Linked DNA regions of Homo sapiens: region 2 is linked to region 1. Evidence: chromatin loops called from intact Hi-C (ENCODE). Cell type or tissue: ovary. All regions are shown on one strand. Each heading gives the region's core, and the rest is flanking DNA. Links, peaks and the distances in the headings are about the cores only.

What was found. Peaks named below come from ENCODE experiments on the same cell type or tissue, not always from the same donor. Only the 100,000 strongest peaks of a DNase experiment are listed, where the experiment ranks them.
Region 2: it touches region 1 in a loop (3-fold over the local background); 63 of 110 quality-filtered maps call a loop at or near these places.

Annotation. Positions count from the first base shown.
Region 1 is chr1:180,519,869-180,530,826 of GRCh38, forward strand. No RefSeq gene overlaps it. Among named protein-coding and RNA genes, the nearest start is that of ACBD6, 23 kb to the left of the region's middle. RefSeq lists an enhancer at 1,461-2,660. In ovary, for the core only: no CTCF peak of the experiment used is centred there; no DNase peak of the experiment used is centred there.
Region 2 is chr1:181,175,615-181,185,057 of GRCh38, forward strand. LINC01732 (long intergenic non-protein coding RNA 1732) reads left to right here. Exons shown (of 3, transcript NR_125966.1): 3 at 6,275-6,594. Among named protein-coding and RNA genes, the nearest start is that of LINC01732, 5.9 kb to the left of the region's middle. RefSeq lists an enhancer at 6,375-6,874. In ovary, for the core only: no CTCF peak of the experiment used is centred there; a DNase peak (open chromatin) is centred at 4,567.

The DNA.
Region 1 (10,958 bases), core at 695-8,694:
GACAATCTAATACCACTGCTGATCTGGGACAGAGCTCAGGAGCTCACAGGAGCAGGGCTCAGGGCTGGGGTCCCTGCCGTAGAGTGATTGAGAGACAGGACTGCCACACATGAAAGAGAGAGAACCGTTATGTAAGTCAGCACTAAATCGTGTGCTCAGAATTGTTGCTGCCTCAGGAATTCAGGAAACAGGAAAGATCTGTGAGGCCTGGAGTTGAGAGAGAGGCCAGTGCTTCCTGGAGATGGGAGCTAGCCCAGAGGGATGGTGAGATTTGAACAGAAAAAAGTGAGAGAGATGGGCATTTGGCAGGTGAGTGAAGGCATGTGAGAAAGCCATTAGGGCGCACTTGCAGGACAGTGGTTTAGGGTAAAATGAATTGATTGGGAAGCTGGGAGGGAAAAGGAAAAATGAGCAGTGAAATGATAAAGCCATAGTAGAATAAACCTCCAGTTTTCCGAGGATAAAGAAATAGTTTTAGTCTGGTCTTTCATTTGTACCCTGCCTTCCCCCTGGAAGTTGTTTATTTGTTGATTGAGACCGGGTCTTACCCTGTCACCCAGGCTGGAGTGCAGTGCCACTATCATAGCTCACTGGAGCCTCGAACCCCTGTGCTCAAGCAATCCTCCTGTCTCAGCCTCCCAAATAACTGGGACTACAAGCATGCACCACCACTCCTGGCCCCCTGGAAGTAATTTTAGGTAGCTATGAAAGTTATTGTCGAAGTGTTGGAGTGGAATTTTGGCTTAGTTAAAATAATTGAGAACGGGAAGGATGGATGACTTTGACATTAATTTAATTTGATGACTACAATCCATCTATTAAAATGGCATTCCGCTGACTTGTTTTTCTTTTTCCTTTATCCCTTTGCTCTTCATAATATTCTCAGGACTTTATTGCTCAGTATTGGCTATAATGAAATTGTATTATCATTCTACATATCAAAGTATTTCATAGTTATCCAATGCATCCATTACAACTGAATAGTTAAAATAAATGTGTTCTAGTACTTCCTACTAAAACCTGTACAGCCTCTCTGGAGCCCAACCTTGGCCTTCCTGACAGATCTGCCCTGGCAGGTGAATACCCAGGAGAACCTGCTCTAGGGAGCCCCTTTCATGCATCTGATAACTCTGTCTCATTAACACTGACGGTGTTGGTTAGTTGGTCCATAGGAGTTAACATGCAGAATTCACTGTCAATTTTAGTCAGGACAGGACAGGTTATGTGGCAGCAACAACAGCAACAACAAAAAACCCAAAACTTCAATTGCTTAGCCCCACAAATCTTTTATTTTATTTTATTTATTTTATTTTATTTTTTTTTTTTTTTGAGAAAGAGTTTTGCTGTGTCTCCCAGGCTGGAGTATAATGGTGCAATCTCAGCTTGCTGCAACCTCCGCCTCCCGGATTCAAGCGATTATCCTGCCTCAGCCTCCCGAGTAGCTGGGATTACAGGCACCTGCCACCACATCTGGCTAATTTTTTGTATTTTTAGTAGAGACAGGGTTTCACCATGTTGGCCAGGCTGGTCTTGAACTCCTGACCTCAGGTGATCTGCCCACCTTGCCCTCCCAATCCCAGCAAATTACAGGCATAATTTGCCTGTAATTTGGGATTACAGGTGTGAGCCACCGCACCCAGCAAATCTTTTATTTTTGCTTGCACTCTGTTGCTCTGCTCGTCAGCATCACTGGGGGAAGCATGCTGACAAGACCCATCTTGACATCTGCTCACACAATCTCGAAGGCAGCAGTAAAGGAGAATGTAGCATATTGTGGCTCTTAAAGCTTTCACTCAGGTAGGACTTAGGTCACTTCTGCACACATTTCATCAGTCAAAGTGAGTCACATGGTCAAACCTAACTTCAAAGGGGACAGTGACGTGCAGTCTTACTACATTCCTGGAAAGAGAGGAAAGCCAGAGTATTTGTGAATGTCATTAGGGACGTTCTTTTTCTTTTCTCTTCCTTCTTCCCTCCTTTTTGTATAAACATATATTATTTAATGGAAAACTCCCTGCCGGGATAGGATCACTTGCTGAATAATAAGAGGTGAGATACCTCATGCACATTATTACTTTGAAAGGTAATTCCATGCGGTGTTTTCAAGGACTACAGCACAATTTCTGCAAATGTAGCCCAATTCAGAGACCATCTATAGTTTATGGAAAATATTAACTTTAGTGACTATAATTACACGGAGCCACATGTCAGTAGTGCCCTGTTTTCCACAGAAACATGAGATATTTTGCAATTTATCAACAAGTGTGCTGACCAGATTCCAGTCGAAGGCTTTCTTCCAATCCATGGTGCTTGTCCAGGCATGATCACTTAACTTTAATGCATGGGAGAAGAAGCTATGTACTTCCTACTGTGCCCCTTGATCTTCAGCTACTGGTTGAGGACTGGGCAATGTGTTACACTGTCACCTTCTGGCAGGGTTACGTGAGGGTTTTCTATTTGCATTACGGGAATGACGGGAATGACGAGCATGCCTTAGCAATTTGGAGGAGTTAGTTATCTGATACCGTAAAGGACACTGGCTTTGACATAGAAAGAACTTTGCACAGGCTTGTCGTTCGCCTGGGGATATGTCTACTTATTTTCTGCTTTTAAAATGATTTCCTGTTTTGTTTCACAACTTTGCCACCCATCTATTTTTAATTAATCTACCTTGGAATTCCTTCTAGACATTGTTACATGTTGATAAGGAAGGTCATGACTGAAGACAAGTGAAACCATACTTTGAGCTGTTTCTCTAGGAGAACAGAAGTCATGTCTGTCTGGTTTGCCACTGAATCCCATTGCTTGGCATGGTTCCTGGCACATGGTGCTCAATAAATATTATTGAATAAATACATGAATGAATGACAGATAGAGAAGACATTATTGACTCACCTGCATGGTAGTTCTCTATCTTTCTCTTGACCAATGGCAAAAAATTGCAAGCTATTGGACTGGAATGAGAGATGCAGAGACCTTCACCACAGTAAACTAAGCTAATAAGTCCACAGCTTTGCTTTCCCATTATTTTAGTTGCTAGATTGTTTTCCTCTCCCACCACACTCTAGTCATGCCCAACTTTCCAGCCAAATGGAACTACTGGCCATTCTCAGAATAGGCATGTTTCTTGTTATGGGTTGGATTTTGTCCCCACCCCCCCACAAAAATATATGTTGAAGTCCTGATCCCTGTACCTGAGAATGTGACCTGATGTGGAAATAAGGTCACTGCAAATGTAATTAATTAAGATGAGGTCATACTGGATTATGGTGGGCCCTAAGAAGGTGCCAATGTATAAGGAGATGTCCTTATAAGGAGGTGGCCATGTGAAGAGAGACACACAGAGAGAACACCATGTGACAATGCAAGCAGAGATTGAGGTGGTGCAGCTGCTAGCCAAAGAATGCTAAGGACTGCCAGCGAACCACCAGTAGCCAGAAGAGGCAAGGAAGGATTCTCTCCTCCGCGTTTCGGTTTGAGCATGGCCCTGCCAACATCTTGGTTTTGGACTTCTAGCCACTTGAACTGTAAGACAATAAATGTCTCTTGTTTTAAGCCCCTTAGTCTGTGGTTCTTTGTTACAGCAGCCCTAGAAAACACACACTGCTCAGGCCTGTATGTTTTGTTTCCTCCATCTGATCCATGCCCCATTGTCCATCTGAGGACCTCTTTTGTTGTGATGCAATCAAATTCTCTCTTCTTGGGTAAAAATCTCTAAATCCTCTCTAAATTATGATGAGAAAACTGCCTGCAATGGCAATTATTCAAGAGTAAAGACAGAGCCATAAGTGGTACAACTGTTCCACTTGGTTCAAAGGAAGGTGTGAGAAGGGGTTTAGGGAGGATTGTGCCACAAAGAATGAAGTCATGAGATCAAGATTTTGAGTTATGCATAAAAAGTAGGCCCAGGTTTGAATTCACTTTGAAAAAAAAAGAAAGAGAAAGGTTGGGGAGAGGGAGACAGAGAACAAAGGAGGGAGGAAGGGAAGGAGAGAGTGAGAAGCCTCCTGGGCATGCCTGTTATTCCTCTCATGGCCTTTTAGTCAATCAATTAGATAATAAATTATTCATAACCTTCTCCGCTGGCATTCAGGTACCTGTAGTGAGAAATGATGGATGTTCTGGTGACCCATGTAAATTTGCTTGGATTCAGAACCATTGTCTCAGCCTGTTGCTCAAATTGCTCTCTCTATTCCTAGCATCACGTTGGGCCTGGCTGGAGGAGGGACTGTTAAGTCAATACATACCTCTACCGTAATGCCTACCACCAGGGGTTTTAGTCGTCTTTGTTGCAAAACCAATGAGTAGCAATCAAGTCAATGAGAATGAGTTGAAGGGACAAAACAGATACACGTATTGTCACACTGTCTTGGGCGGATGGGAAGGAAGAGAAGAGGTGACTTTGCTAGGGGAATGAGCTAGGAGCAAGGTATGTGGTGAACCCACAAGCTGGACTGACCCCTCACTCCACAAGGAAGGCTGAACAGGGCAGCCCAGCTGGTTAGTCCTTACAGGCGCCTGTGGTCAGCTGAGCATGGGGCTAGAGAGGAACATGCACCCATCACCAGTGGGCAGGGTAAGCATGGGCTTTTGGTATCAGAAAATCAGGCCTCCAAAATATTTCAGCAGGAGGAGCTTTTGACAGTTAAGAAAGCATTTAAAGGGTCATCATTTAATTTGCTGGGGTTTATATTTATTTTATAATTTATAATGTAAAATGTATAGTTTACATATTTCATCGCTTAGAGGTTTTAAAGGCTTTAGTCCACCCCTAAGTGTTTGAGGTGGAGGAAAGCTGGGACTCTGTCCAAACGGGTGCTGGAGTTCGAGCCAGAGAAATGAGTTCCTAATATGAAGGACAGAAGCTGACATGTGGAATCAGAAGTAGGGAGGAGGATGGGTAGGAAAGCAGAGGTCACTGATGGGAAAGCTGAGAATGACTAATGACTGGCAGAGTGAGCAAGTGGGAGAGGGTCTGGAGAGATTCTAAAGACTTAGGACAGAGGCCTGCAAAGGCTTTCCAGCCACGTGTGAGGGTGGACTGGGTTCATTGAAAGGGGTAGGAAAAAATGAGTGACAGCATTTCACTCCTGCCCTTAGCAGAGCTGCTTACCTTCCAGAAGACATCGCAGGCAGAGCAAGGAGACTCAACAGTACCACATGATGAGGTGAGAGCCTGAGAATAGCAAGGCCCTGCTCCTGCCTGTATTATGAGGGTGGGCCCTGCCCCCAGCCCCAGGCAAAGGAAGCCCATATGTGCAAGGGCACAGCCCTAGAGGGAAGTCAATCATGAGGGTAGTGGCCACAGTGGCTGGTTCATCATCTGAGGGGCTTTGTGAATTATTTCATTGGTAGGTGCTGGAGCAGCCAGTCAAGGAAGGGTCACTGCTGCCCTGGACACAACACAACAGCAGTTGTGAGCCATCTTAGAAATCCTTCCTCATTTGGAGCCAAATCATTGTTGTGCTATTATTAATTTGCCTCCTTGCTTAGACGTGAGGCTGGCCACCTGGGGAAACACTCCTGTCACAGACAGGAGAAGTATGAGTGCATGGAGCAACATCTGACACTTGGCGATGCTGGCCTCGTAAACTGGACAGGTACAGACTAATTAGAACGTGCTAGAGCTACTCCAGGTGAGTCACTTAACTTACTCAGTAAGGGATAAACTGCTGTTAGGCAAAGGACCTGAGAAAGGCTTCTTACCAACTTTCAGCTCTGGGTTGATTCGTTCAACAACTAATGGTATTTCCTGATTTCTTCTTCCTGTTTCAGTTACGAATGTAATTGTAACCTGGATGTTACCAAGTCCAGTTTGCTTCTGAGGCCTCCTGCCTTTGCTATTCATTGTGGAAACACCGTTGCCCTTTAATGCATCCATCATCTCTGGCTCTGGAATCCTGCTTCCTGCTCAATCCTTGCTGCTTGCTCTTTCCTCCCTCTCGAGGTAGCCAAAGCAGACACAGCCTGTCTCCTCTCTGTTGCAGAGCACCACTAATACAGAGCAGTTGCATGAAACAGATTTTTCTGAAGATGTCATAACTAATGAGAACAGACAGAGCTATTATAGCCTGGGGTAGGAAATAATTTCAAATACAACATCAGAGATGATTGTTTCTAGAAATGCATTGGCCATTCCCTCCATGAGGAATTTCTTTCTATCTGTGTCCCTCCTTGGCACCCCCAGGCACTCCAATGCCAGAATTGCCTAAAAAGAGATCAAGAAATATCCTTCCGTATGGATGGAACTACCATGTATTACATGCCAGGGACTGACTGCACTAACAGTCTGATTCTCTCACTTAATCCTCTCAGCAGTGTTCTGTGGTATACATTCCTATTTTACAGATGAGGAAACTGAGTCTCAGAGATGGTAACCTGGCCAGGAACCCACTGCTGAGATTTGCATCCAGTTCCTTCTACCCCACACCCATGCTCCTCACTGCAACACTTGCTGTCTCCCTGTGTAGTCCTAGTCTTCGCATACCCTCAGGTCATCAGAATTTAAATCTATTACTTTACCCCTTAACTCAGCAAAGCTTTCTGTAGAGTCAGGTAAAATTTTTCCCTAACATTTTCTTCCATGCAATTGAATCCCTTCTCCAAGAGCTCCCTTGCAAAAACGGCCCTCCCTCTCCCGAGATAAGTTTCATATTCACTCTGATTTCCTTTGCGCTGAAGTGTTTCTCCTCACTTACACTTCTAGATAACTTTCTGCTGTCTCTGCTTCCCCCACTGCCCTTTTCGCTGCTTTGTCAGCTCCTCTAAGGAAAGAGCCTCATTTAATGCCAGGAACTAGGATCCATTTGCCTCCCTCCCCTCTTGAAGCAAGGGAATCAATCCCCATAGATAAGGCAACAGGACGGTGGACTCTGCACTGAATTTCTCAGGTGCCTTTTTCAGTGGTGTGGGAGAGAAGGGGGACCCCTCCCAACCCGAAGCCATATTTTCTTCCTGAGCTTGGCACTCCATTAAGCCAGGACTTTCAGCCCACCTGAATCCTCATAATTCTTAACTATGTCCTTGCCCCTGGTTGGGATAACAGCCACAGATAAAAGGGAGCGGACATTCAAATGGAGTTATAAAGTACACACCGTGGTTCTCCTCCCTGACCTTGCTCTATACACTGTCACAAAACAAATCCACAGTCCCACAGAGACCTTAACCCAGAGGATGGTGAGAAGCAACCCAAACTAATATATAGCCCTGTCTCTAAGTACCAAGAGATGACAATGACAGCAGTTGGTTACATGAAGGCATGAACCAATCAATGGGTTTTTTGAGAACCAATTTGGTAGGAGGCATGCTATCAGAGACGTTAAAAAAAAAAAAAGAAAGAAAGGCTGAAAGATAAGCTGCACTGATGGAATTTACAGCCTGTTTCCAAAGATAGGATAGAAAAGAATAATTATCCGTTCCGGAGATGATATGCCAAGTTATAAATGTGTTAGGTAGACAGCAAGGGCTCCGGGAGTTCAGAGAGGGGAGGCAGCACTGACCTGGGAAAGGACAAGGAGACTTTCACTGAGAAGAGATAAGGCTTGTGCATAGACTTCTTCAGTAGGCCAGAGGGGGAAGGACATACAGAGTCTGGTGTGGAGAATGGCATGAGCAAAGGTGCGGGGACAGGAATGTGAATGGTGTATTCAAGGGACAATGACTCATTCACTTGGCTTTCTTTACAGCTGCCACATAATAGTGGACACATAACTGATTATTATTATTTTCTGTTTTTAAAGACCTCAAGAATAAAGCAAGAGACTCAGACTCTCAATTTAGTGCTCAGTGACCCCAGTGCTCAGTGACCCTGAGGAGGTCAAGGTGAATCCGAGCCCTGTCAAAATTCTCACCCTCATTTGCTGGAAACTCCATTGATTTAATGCTGTGGTTCAGGAGTCTAATCTTTGGAAAACCTAAAAAATAACCTGGTCAAATCTTAATTACTAAGCATAGCATCATTTATGATTTTGACTTTGTCAGAATTGGTCACTAACTTTCCCCGTTTTAAAACACTTCAGAGCTATTTGGAGCCAGGAAATATCTCTACGAGGAGGCTAATCCTGTTAGGAAACACTGTTGTCCTCTTTTTTTTTTTTCTTGAGACGGACTCTCACTTTGTTGTCTAGGCTGGAGTGCAGTGGTGTGATCTTGGCTCACTACAACCTCCACCTCCCAGGTTCAAGCGATTCTCCTGCCTCAGCCTCCCTAGTAGCTGGGATTATAGCTGCGCACCACCACACCCAGCTAATTTTTCTATTTTTAGTAGAGACGAGGTTTCGCCATGTTGGCCAGGCTGGTCTCAAACTCCTGACCTCAGGTGATCTGCCCACTTTGGCCTCCCAAAGTGCTGGGATTACAGGCGCGAGCCACCACGCCTAGTGTTGCCCTCTTTAATGAGTGCTACACAAATGTCTTGGTGATTTCACATCCGCAGTTGTTGTGGGGTGTGTTTTGTTTGTTTGTTTGTTTTATTTTTTGTTTTTTGAGATGGAGTCTCGCTCTGTCGCCCAGGCTGGAGTGCAGTGGCACTATCTCAGCTCACTGCAAGCTCCGCTTCCTGGGTTCATGCCATTCTCCTGCCTCAGCCTCCCGAGTAGCTGGGACTACAGGTGCCCGCAACCACGCCCGGCTAATTGTGTGTGTGTGTGTGTGTGTGTTTAGTAGAGATGGGGTTTCACGTTGTTAGCCACGCATTTCTTGAGGATTAGACTGCTGTTGCAGATGAGCGCCGTCCTCTGTCTCTGAGTTCCAGGGTTTGTGTTCATGGAGGTGTCTTGTATGGTAGTTCCCCAGCACTGAGGCAGTCTCACCTCCATGACAGAAGCAGGAAGATTGTTTTGCTTTTCTGATATTTTCTATGGAAGATGCTTTTGTTTTCCAGTGTTTTCTATTGAGGAATACTAGCTACCTCTAACTCAAAACATACAGGAAGCTCTCTATACTTATCATATTTTAAAAATGTTTTTTAACCAAACTAGCTTTCCTAAATGGTTACTATACATTTCCAGTGTATTTCGAAAGGAAATTAATTCTCACTTCATGACTTCAGCAAAATAAAAAGCAAAACAAACACTAGAGTACTAAAGGAACAACTACTCGAGACATCGTGTTCTCTTAGTCACAGGCACATAGGAGGGAAAATTCAACTAAGCCTCATTTGGATGTATTAAAATAGCCTTTTTCCTAGCTCAGAATCACATTTCAAAGGGTGCCTAGGTGCAAAGCTAAGCCAAGTATAACCTAGCCACAAAGTAGTGCCAAGGGTAATACACTGTTTTCTGTTTTGTTTTAAGCAATGAAACACAGCAGGGAGCTGAGAACATGCACAGAACCAGGAGCAAGCAAACCCGAGCTGCAGGGAGCTGGGTGTCCTTGGCCAACTCACCCAACCTCTCTGAGCATCTTCATTTAGAAAATGAGCGGCTGGGCATAGGGGCTCACGCCTGTAATCCCAGCACTATGGGAGGTCGAGGCAGGCGGATCGTTTGAGACCAGCCTGGGCAACACAGAGAGACCTCATCTCTACAAAAAATTTTAAAAAATAAAAAATTAACTGGACGTGGTGGTGTGTACCTGTAGTCTCAGCTACTCGGGAGGCTGAGGTGGGAGGATCACTTGAGCCCACAAATTTGAAGCTACAGTGAGCTAAGATTTGTGCTCTAGCCTGCCTTAACACATAATGACCAAGTGAGAAAATGTATACAAAAGCACTTTGTAAATGACAGGTTTTTCTACAACACAAAGGAATCATAGAGGTGGCTATTTGGGGGAAAATGAGGTATGTGCAAAGCTTCCTTTTAAAAGGTGACTTTTATGTCTAGCATTTTTGTGTGATTTAAGTTCAGCAATTAGAGGATCATTATTTAATACCCTAAGAAAATACTGTTATATTGTGTCTTCCAAATGAACTATTTCTGTTTTTACTGTCACTTGGAATGTTCTCCATGAAAGAAAAGTATTTAAAGGAAAAATTACCTGGAAGATAATGGGTGAGATTTTTATAAGTGCCTTCTGTATGGGGACAAAGGGCTTTTTCTGCTACACCTCCTGAACAGTTTGATTTATTTGACAATATAATACATTTTTTCAAATAAGATGAGGAAATAGGTGTTCCAGCAAGTGATATGGGGGTGGCAGAGTGGGGAGGTGTTAAGGGGAGGGTGTCAGGGAGGGAGGAGAAAAGAATATTGGGAAGAGCTGACCAGGAGAAGTCTCAGGCAACCATACTGAGTATCTTCAGAATTGTAGTCGGGTACACAAGGACCCTCCCAGGTGAATACAGCATTTTGCCAAGTCTCCATCATCCTGTGAAGGTGTCTGGGCTTCGGCCGGCCCAGAGGACTGAGGGAGACTGGCCCGACCTCTCCCTACTGCTATGCTCTTTTTTGAAGGCTAATCAATAAAATGTCACGGAGCACTTTTCTAAGAAGGCCATGATCTGATATTCAGGCAAAGAGAGAACCCTTCAAGGCAAAGTCGATATGACAATCTCCCAATAACTGGCTTTGCTGCCTAAAGCATGAAGCACCCTAAATCCCAATCGCTCAGTCCCTACTTAGAGCTTATCCTCAAAGAGCTGGATTTCTAACTCATTTTCATTAAGGCAAAATCATTAACAATAGTTGATCTTAATACGTTGGCAACTGTGACCTCAATCTTACTAAATGGAATATTATTTCTTAGCTACTATTCAATATTACTTAACAAATGCCTTTGTCCATTTGCAGGAAACTCAGGTTTCCTGACCGCCAGTCCTGACCACTCCCTACCAGCAAGCCTCCTCTTCACATAGTTGTGGGACCGCATTTGCTGCACTCCTAACAAGCCAAGAGACAAAGCAATCCCGGAAATTCCCTTTTGACTCTGTACTGTAAGGAAATGCCATGTAGCAATAGCAGGAGGGCAGAGTTTAATCAAAGCACCACTTTCTCTACTCATTGCCCACGTTTAGCTGCTGG
Region 2 (9,443 bases), core at 1-8,000, 660 kb after region 1:
CTCAGGACACTAGCCCCAGTGCAGGGGCCCTCCAGCAGCTGCAGAGCTCCTCTAGCACCTGGTGTGGCACAGCAGCTTCCTTTATCTGATGATAGGTCACTGACCAGCTAATACAGGCCAAGGCTGCTGGGAGGCCAGGAATATGGCCATGAGGAGCACAGCACGATGTTCCCTCTATCACGTGTGCATATTCTAGTGGAGGAAGACTGACAGTAAGTAGGTAAATATATGTACATCAGGTGGTGGCAAGGGCTATGGAAAAAATGAGCAAGAGAGGGGCATAGAAAGTGGTAGGATGGAAGGGAGATAGGGTGGGCAGGGAGGGCCAGATAGAATGCAGTTTGAGCCACTTAGATCTCTGAAGGAAGGAAGAACATTCCAGGGATAGGGACCAGGAGGACACAGGTGCCAGGACAGGAGCATACTGGGCATTTTCAAGGACAGGATGGAACCCAATGTGGCTGGTGTGGAGTGAGAGGTGGGGAAGGGATAGGAGCGGGAATGTGGAGGGAAGATGGCCTGGGGTCCTGTGGGCATTAGCCGGGCTCACAGGGGAGCTCTTGGAGGGTTATGAGCGAGAAGTGAGCTGCTCCGTGCATTCCAAGGATCCCTCTAGGAGACCTGAGATACCTCCTTGCCCTGTTCTGCAGCTGCGCTGGCTGCAAGGTACAGATTTGGCCCTCAGCTAAATTGCAAGGAAGACAGAGGAAGAGAGAGGAAGGTTCCATTCTCCTGTTTCTTGCCCATTTCTCCTCATCAGTGGAACCCTGCCTGTGCATGGTCTTCTTTATTTGCACACAGCTCCCTGCCCTCCCCAATACCTTACCAATGATTTACGCTTTAGTAAAATCAAGGCTATGCATTCCATGACCCCTTCTCCAAAGTGATGAATTATGTCTCCAGAAAAGATATGTTGAAGTCCTAACCCCCAACTACTGCAGAATATGACCTTATTTGGAAATACGGTCATTGTAGATGAATTAGTTAAGATGAAATCACGCTGGAGTAGGATGGGCCCTTAATCCCATATGAATGATGTCCTTTTAAGAAGATAATGTGGGCCGGGTGTGGTGGCTCATGCCTGTAATCCCAGCACTTTGGGAGGCGGGTGGATCACCTGAGGTCAGGAGTTCAAGACCAGCCTGGCCAACATGATGAAACCCCATTTCCACTAAAAATACAAAAATTATCTGAGCGTGGTGATGGGCACCTGTAATCCCAGCTACTCAGGAGGCTGAGGCAAGAGAATCACTTGAACCCAGGAGGCAGAGGTTGCAGTGAGCTGAGATGGCGCCACTGCACTCCAGTCTGGGTGACAGAGTGAAAATCCCTCTCAAAAAAAAAAAAAAAAAAAAAAGCTGATGTGAGATACAAGGGAGGAAGGCCATGTGAATATGGAGGTGGAGGTGGGATTAGGCAGCTGCATGCCAAGAACAAGGCCAAGGATTGCTGGAAACCACTGTGAGCTGGAAGAGGCAGGGAAGGACTCTTCCCCAGAGCCTCCCGAGGGAGCGTGGCCCTGCTGACTCCTGGATTTCAGGCTTCTGGCCTCCAGAATAATGAGAAAATGAATTTCTGTTGCTTTAAGCCACCTGGTTTGTGGTACTTTGTTATGGCAGCCTTGGAAACGAGTCCCAGGGATGTTTCTTAGGGTCTGATTTCTAATCATAAAATTTGAGATTTTATCCCATTCAAAGAAATATCCGAAGTCTTATTAGCCTACTAGTCAGCCTTTACCTGAGGACAAAAGTGCTTTGTTTTGGGGGAATCCTGGGGCTGTATGGGAATTCCAAAGGGCACATTTGGCTCAATGGCCTGGATGTCTTACCTTTGGGAAGCAGGGAGCTGGGAGGAGCCTAGCTGGACCCCTGCCGCTCTGCTGGATGGGTTTGGCTCAGGGTGTGGATATTGGTTAGGTGTGGATACAAAGGCTTGGTCCTTGCTGTGGCAGAGAAGGTTGATAAAGGGGCCTGGGGAAAATTAAATTAGATGCTGAACTTTGCCTTTTATTCATTTGCCTGAAGATTAAGCTGTCCACAGGTTAATCTGCAGGTCCGTTCACAGGCCAGGGACACAAAATGATCAAGACAGAGTCCCCTTCAAACAAACACCACACATGTATGTTCACTGTGGCATCATTCACAATAGCAGAAGGTGCAGACAACCCAAATGTCCCTCAGTGGATGAATGGAGAAACAAAACATGGCACACCCACACAATGGAATGCTCTTCAGCCATAGATGGAATGAAGTACTGCCCCACGCTACAGCATGGACCAACCTCGAAGACATCATGCTGCGTGAAAGAAGTCAGCCAGAAAAGGCCATATACTGTATGATTCCTTTCATGTAATATACCCAGAATAGGCAAAGCCACAGAGACAGAAGGCAGAGTGGTGATTGTCAGGGCTTGGAGGAGGGAGAAATGGGGAGTGGCTGCTTAATGGGTATGGGTTTCCTTTAGGGTGGTGAAAGTGTTCTGGAACTAGGTAGTGGTGATGGTTGTCTAACACTGGGAATGTGCTAAATGTCACTGAATTGTGCAATTGAAAGTGGTAAATTTTATGTAATTTTACTACAATTTTAAAAAAACAACAGAGTGAGAGAAGACAATCAACAGAGAAATAGATATTTAACATATACACTATGAAGACCAAGAAGATGGGCTAAGGAGGCAGAGAGTGATGACGAGGGTGCTATTTTATGGGGTGGTCAAGGCTGGCCTTTCTGAGGAGGATGTGTGGGGAGAGCCAGGCACATGGCTGGGAGGAGACCCTTCCAGGATGTGGAGGAGGAGCAGCAAAGGCCTGGGGCAGAAGTGAGAAGGAGTGCTGGGGAACCAGCAAGAGGCTACCGGGACTGCAGCTGCAGTGGGAGGGGGTGGTGAAGGGATGGGGTGGGGGGGCAGCGGGCAGAAGAGGCCAAGTGCCTGCAACCACTGTCAGGGGTGGGAGCAGAGTAGTGGAGGGAGGGGCGAGTGTGGAAGCAGGAATTCAGCCAGGAGGCCGTTGCAGACAGGGATCTGTTTCTGAAGATCCATCAAGACCGGAGACTAAACACTTGCTTCTTGCTTTGGCTGTGCTGCTATTAATTAGAGCTCTGCAAACGGCCTCTCTCCTGTCCTCAATTCCAGTGCTGCAGAGTCATGATTAAGCAGATCTGTCACTAAGTGAGGATTTTGTTGTGCTTTTTGAATGCAGTGCCTAGGTATGTTCATTTATTTTTCTTTCAAGTTTGTATTGAACGACGTATTATATCTCACATGGTATGTCTCCTGTGCCCCACTGCCTGGGGCTCCCTGTCCCTCTCCACTTGCTTTCTTTTTTCCCATTGCACTTACTTATCACTACCCAACACATTGGACATGCATTTGGCATGCTTGGTTTTATGTGTCAAACTTGGCTAAGCTATAAGATCCAGTTATTTTTTTTTATTTTTTCATTTTTATTTTTGAGATGGAGTCTCGCTTTGTGGCCCAGGCTAGTGTGCAGTGGCGCGATATCGGCTCACTGCAAGCTCTGCCTCCTGGGTTCACGCCATTCTCCTGCCTCAGCCTCCTGAGTAGCTGGGACTACAGGCGCCCGCCACCATGCTTGGCTAATTTTTTTATTTTTTATTTTTTAGTAGAGACGGGGTTTCACTGTGTTAGCCAGGATGGTCTCGATCTCCTGACCTTGTGATCTGCCCGCCTTTGCCTCCCAAAGTGCTGGAATTACAGGTGGGAGCCACCGCGCCCAGGCAAGACCCAGTTATTGAAGCAAACACTAACCTAGTGTTGCTGTGAAGGTATTTTATAGATATGGTAAACAAGATCAGTTGTCTTTAAGTAAAGGAGATTACCCTTGATATCTTGGTGGGCCTCATCTAATCAGTGGAGAGGTTTGAAGAGGAAAACCGACGTTTCCCTATGCAAGAAGAAATTCTGCCCCAAGACTGCAGCATCAGTTCCTGCATGAGTTTCCAGCCTGCTAGCCTGCTCCACAGATCTCAGACTTGCCAGCCTCCACAACTGTATGAGCCAATTCCTGAAATAAATTCCTTTATACATATATGTAATATGTACACATACACACATCTATGTCATCTAGATTTAGAGCTAATCTAGCTCCTCCTGGCTCTGTTTGTCTGGAGAACCCCGACTGATACTGATGTGTTTATTTGCTTATCATCCTCCCTACCCCAGACGGAGGCTCTCTAAGGGGAAGATCTTTTGTCTGTTTCCTTCATGCTGTGTCTGAAGTGACCAGGACAGCAGCCGGCAATAGGACGTGCTCAGTCGATATTGTACAATGGATCTTCATAATTCTTGCTTATTTGTGTGGTTGTTATCTGTCTGAAATTCAAGAAAGAAGGACATGAGAAAAGAAAAGGATGAAAGCACACTGGTCTTATCTGAGGCTGGGGATTTCCCCGTTGGGCCCAGTGTTGTGGATTCTGCAGTTGAGTTGTGTCTGTTTGCAGCTGAAAGAAAGCTGTGGCAGTGAGGAGAGGTTGCAAATTTAGAATCAAGTTCAAGTTCTCCTAGCAACATGCACACCCCCGCTGCTGGCTGGTGTAATCCAAGCACCAAACACGTGCAGCTGGGGCAGTGCGTGTTGCTAGGAGAACAATGACTCTCTTGCTTCCAGAGCTGGTAGGTGACTGCGGTATTACCAGGGGCGCACAAAGTGGGTGTTGCCCTTTGTTTCCCAAGTAATTGTTTTAAAGCAAGGTGAGGAGGAGCCTGGGGAAGGGTAGAATGAGAGAAAGCATGAACCCTGATTTGTGTTTGTTTGTTTAGGAACTAGAGGTTAGTGAAAAGCCTCTTGTTTCAGAATGTGTCCCAAATGGGTTTACAATTAGTGACAGAGTCTGTAGGAGCTTATGAAACAACCAATTCCCCACACTGTTTGGCTCTCAGCATCCACAGACCATCTGGATCAGCTGAGCATGAAGTGTGGGGGCGTGCATTGGGGGTGGGGTCCAGAAACAAAAAAGATCAAGCTGGCATCGGTTGGGGCGGGAGAGGGATTTGGGTTTTCAGATTTCCTTTCGCTTAATTACATTCGCAGGCTGTCCTGATCCTCATTCCCCTTCCCCATTGTTTCTGCCCTGTCAGCGGGGTTGACTGGCTGAAAACAGACCACCCGGGCAGCCAGAAGAACTGTGCCTGTCCCGGCAGCCCTGACTCTGGACAGGTGGTGTGGGGTGGTGTGAGGTGGTTGGGGGACGGGAGAACAGGGAAGCAGGGCCAAGGACAGTAATATCCCTGGCCACTCTTCATATATGTAGTCACCAATGCTCAAAGTCCTCCATGCCCCCACTTCCATCCTGCAAAGGAGGAAGCTGAGCTGCCAAGGAGTGGCAGAGCTGAGAGCAGCACCAGCTCCGTCTCTCCCGAAGACCACCTTCTTTCTCCCATGTCTGCCTGCAGGATTTGATGATGAGACATCGTCTGCTACAGGATTTGCAGGGAAACATGGAGTATCACTTTGGGCCTATTTTCTAAGAGAATGGCCTGAAGAGAATAGATTCAAGTTTTCTCCCAGAAAAGCCTCTGCTTCAGGAGCAGGTAGCAGAAAAAATACAATATGTTCATCAAACAGGTTTGATTCCCCTCCTGGACACATGGAAAGGCTATCTTTTTTTTTTTTTTTTTTTTTTTTTTTTTTTTTTTTAAGACGGAGGCTCGCTCAGCCACTCAGGCTGGAGTACAGTGGCATGATCTCAGCTCACTGCACCCACTGTCTCCTGGGTTCAAGCGATTCTCCCGTCTCAGCCTCCCAGGTAGCTGGGATTATAGGCACCTGCCATCATGCCTGGCTAATTTTTGTATTTTAGTAGAGACAGGGTTTCACCATGTTGGCCAGGCTTGTCTTAAACTCCTGAACTCTGCCCGCCTTGGCCTCCCAAAGTGCTAGGATTACAGGCGTGAGCCACTGCACCCGGCTGGAAAGGCTATCTTTCTGAGCTTCCACTACTGTAAGGTGGAGTCATAGTGTTAGAGTAGGTAGCTAAGCAGACATGAGCAGGACAGGAGAGGACTCCCCACCCCCCCCCCGCCCACAGGAATGTCAGGCAACCATCAGGTGATGGTCAGGCAGTTGTTAACTGTCAGTCTAAAATAATAATAGGGCATAGCTGGCACCAAGGAAAGGAAGACTCCTAATAGAAAACACCTGAAGCTGGTGAGCAGCCGCTTCCTGGTAAGATCTCAGGAGCTGGGCAAGTGGGCTCTAGCCTGGGCACTAAGAGGCAAAATGACAGAGTTTAACCTGTATATGACCTTCCTCTAGGAACACTCTACTGGTAAGGGGAGAAATGCCTCAAATGAGCATGTGCACAACTTCAGTAAACATGCTGTGCATGTGGCCCCTCCCAAGTGCCCGCAGGCCACCACACAAGTGGACAGCCCTGGACAGCCCGCCCCTAGGGAAGAATCAAGGGAGGAGAAACAGAAGCCCTGGAACTGTGCTAGCATATAAAACCCCAAGTCAAGGGCTGAATGGCACACTTGGATCTCTCAAGTCACCTGCTTGGCCCCCTTCCAAGTGTATTTACTTCCATTTGTTCCTGCTCTAAAACTTTTTAATAAACTTTCACTCCTGCTCTAAAACTTGCCTCGGTCTCTCCCTCTGCCTTAAAACTACTTCTGCCCCCGCAGCCGAATTCTTTCCTCTGAGAGGGCAAGAATCAAGTTGCTGCGCACCCCTGCAGATTCACTGCTGCTAACAATGGGGCTGGTTTTCTGGCCTGTGGAACGTGGGCTAAAGGGATGAGCAGCCCTGCCTGGCTCGGTCCTAAAACCTGCCATACCATCCTCCCCCTGTTTTCTTCCCGTCTGCTTGTTGGATGCAGGGGACCCAGGGTGGTACTCCAAGGCCCTGAAAGACAGTGGAGCTACTTGGGAGGAGCCCAGGTCCCGAATGCCTTAGTGGAGCAGAATGTCTGCTACACTCAACTCGTATTGGACTCTGAAGGCAAAACTCACCTTTGTTGTGTTGAGCCACTAAGTTTTGGGGGACATCTGAAACAGGCTGTGCTGATTAATACGGAGCGGCCAGGAGGGCATGGGAAATGATCAGTTTTGTGGGCTGGGGGAGAGGCAGTGGGATTTGGTGGAAGTGTTTCCATGAGGGGGCAGAGAAGAGCCTCCTGGAGATAGAAAGGTGAAGTGGAAAGTGCTATCCTAAATTGAGAAAAGGGAGCCAGTGTGTGTGCACCCTCTTATATTTGTAAATTAGAGTTAACACTTCTGGTGGGGCCCTCTGTAAACTGTAAATACGGATAATAATGAAGGTTTGTATTGCATACACACTTTTCTAAGTGCTTCAGATGGATGATCTCATTTAACCTTCATAACATCCCGGTGAGGTAGGAACTATTAATATCAGCCTCATTTTAGAGGTGAGAAAACAGAGATGAAGCACTTTCCCCACCACCACCAGAAAGTAAGTGGCACAGCCAGGATGGAGTTGAGGTATCCAGGCTCTTGAACCTGCCTCTTAACCATGATGTCTCTCTCTCTATGGACTGCACACTAACACCTTTCTAATCAGGATGAAGAATTCTGCTGTTATACCTGGTGGTCTGAAATAAAGCAGAAATTTGGCTGGCTCAAGTGTTCCAGGTTGCTCAAGAAGCCATGCAATTCAATCCTCTCTGAAACGGTGCTGTATATTCCTGGAAGCATCCTAGAGGGAACAGGGAGCGCTGGGCTGATGGGGGAAAATGAGGGTCGAGAATGGGAGAGGCCAGCCTGCATTATTTGTAGGCTCAGAGGAAGGGTCCTGAGTGGAGGACTAAAGGAGCCACTGTGGCTAGACCGGTGCTCTTCTGACCCTGGTGCCACCCAGGAGTGCGTCTCACTGCTGGGGCTGGCCAGCCCTGGCACATCTGGCGAAAGGACTGTTGGTGGGAAGAGACCTCAGCCACCCTCTCTAGACTGTGTCCTAAGAAGGAGGATGGGTCCGAAGGTGGGAAACGTATCCTATACATCTTTTTTTTTGAGATGGAGTTTCGCTCTTCTTGCCCAGGATGGAGTGCAATGGCATGATCTTGGCTCACTGCAACCTCCGCTTCCCGGGTTCAAGCGATTCTCCTGCCTCGGCCTCTCAAGTAGCTGGGATTGCAGGTGTGCACGAGCACACCCAGCTAGTTTTTGTATTTTTAGTAGAGATGAGATTTCACCATGTTGGCCAGGCTGGTCTCAAACTCCTGACCTCAGGTGATCCATCCACCTTGGCCTCCCAAAGTGCCGGGATTACAGGTGTAAGCCACCACACCCGGCCTCCTATACATCTTTGTATCTTATACAAGAGAGGTTTGAATCCGCAAAGCAAATCCTTAGCAAGGGCCTACTATGTTCCAGGAGATGTACTAGATACTGTGATAGTGAACCATGGCACGGCCCCTTCCTCATGGAGCTTTCAGTCTAGAATCTTCATCGGAGGAGGAGCTGAAGGTCATAGGCACTATAGGGGTGGGGCTGGGATGGCAAAAGGGCTCAGAAGTTCAGAAACCTCCAAAGCTAAGTCATACAGTTTGACTGGGATGGGGTTGTTTACTTGCAAGTGTTTTCTGACAGCTGGAAGCTGTTCCTAATGGCAATTTGTCCACAAGAACTTATACACTGCATTTTAGAGTTGTGGGAGAGTGAAGGAGCCCTCACCTGGGCTGGCTTCCACCAGGGAGCCATAAGGGGAGCTCTTGAGTGGGGATTTGGATAACCCTTTTTTAGGACCAGCAGAAATGATGCCCAGAATAGGGTCTTTCCATTTTCAATGTCGCTTTGCATGAAGATCTACTTGAGAGGCTGAGACAGGAGAATCACTTGAACCCGGGAGGCAGAGGTTGCAGTGAGCCAAGATCATTTGGGATCAATTAAGTCTACCTTTAATTTTCTCAGTGCCACAGGCACTCAGATGGAGCTGAAACCTTGCATTGAATTAGGAAGAGAAGAAAAATCATTGGTGGGTCTAGAGCCTGCAGACATGATTTGCTGCTGGGACACTGCATGCAGGCAGCTGCGCTTTTCCCCAGTCTCTCTTGCTTCCTTGGACAGCAGCTTTTGGTAGTGTAAGTGTTGGATGCCCAGCTGATGTTTGGCCTTAGGGTGCAGGCAGACTTGGTGTCCTCATTCCTTCAACAGATGTGCTCTAAGTGGGAACAGCCTCCCTGTGCCAGGGATGTGTCTGTCCCCTATTCATGCAAAAGCAGTGCTGGGAGTGCAGAGGCAATGCGGATGGGAGCTTGCTCATTTTCTTCATATTTCCTTTAGGCTCCGAGACCCCCACGCACTCTCCACATCAGGTTTAATGCAACTCACATGAACTTACAGATGAGCAGGGCAGAATTCCAAAAATATCCCTCTGCGGTCACCTCTCCTGAACTCCAGCCCTCTGTTCCTAGTTGCTTTCTGGATGTCCTGCAACACATCCCAATCATTATGTCCTCCTTTTACTC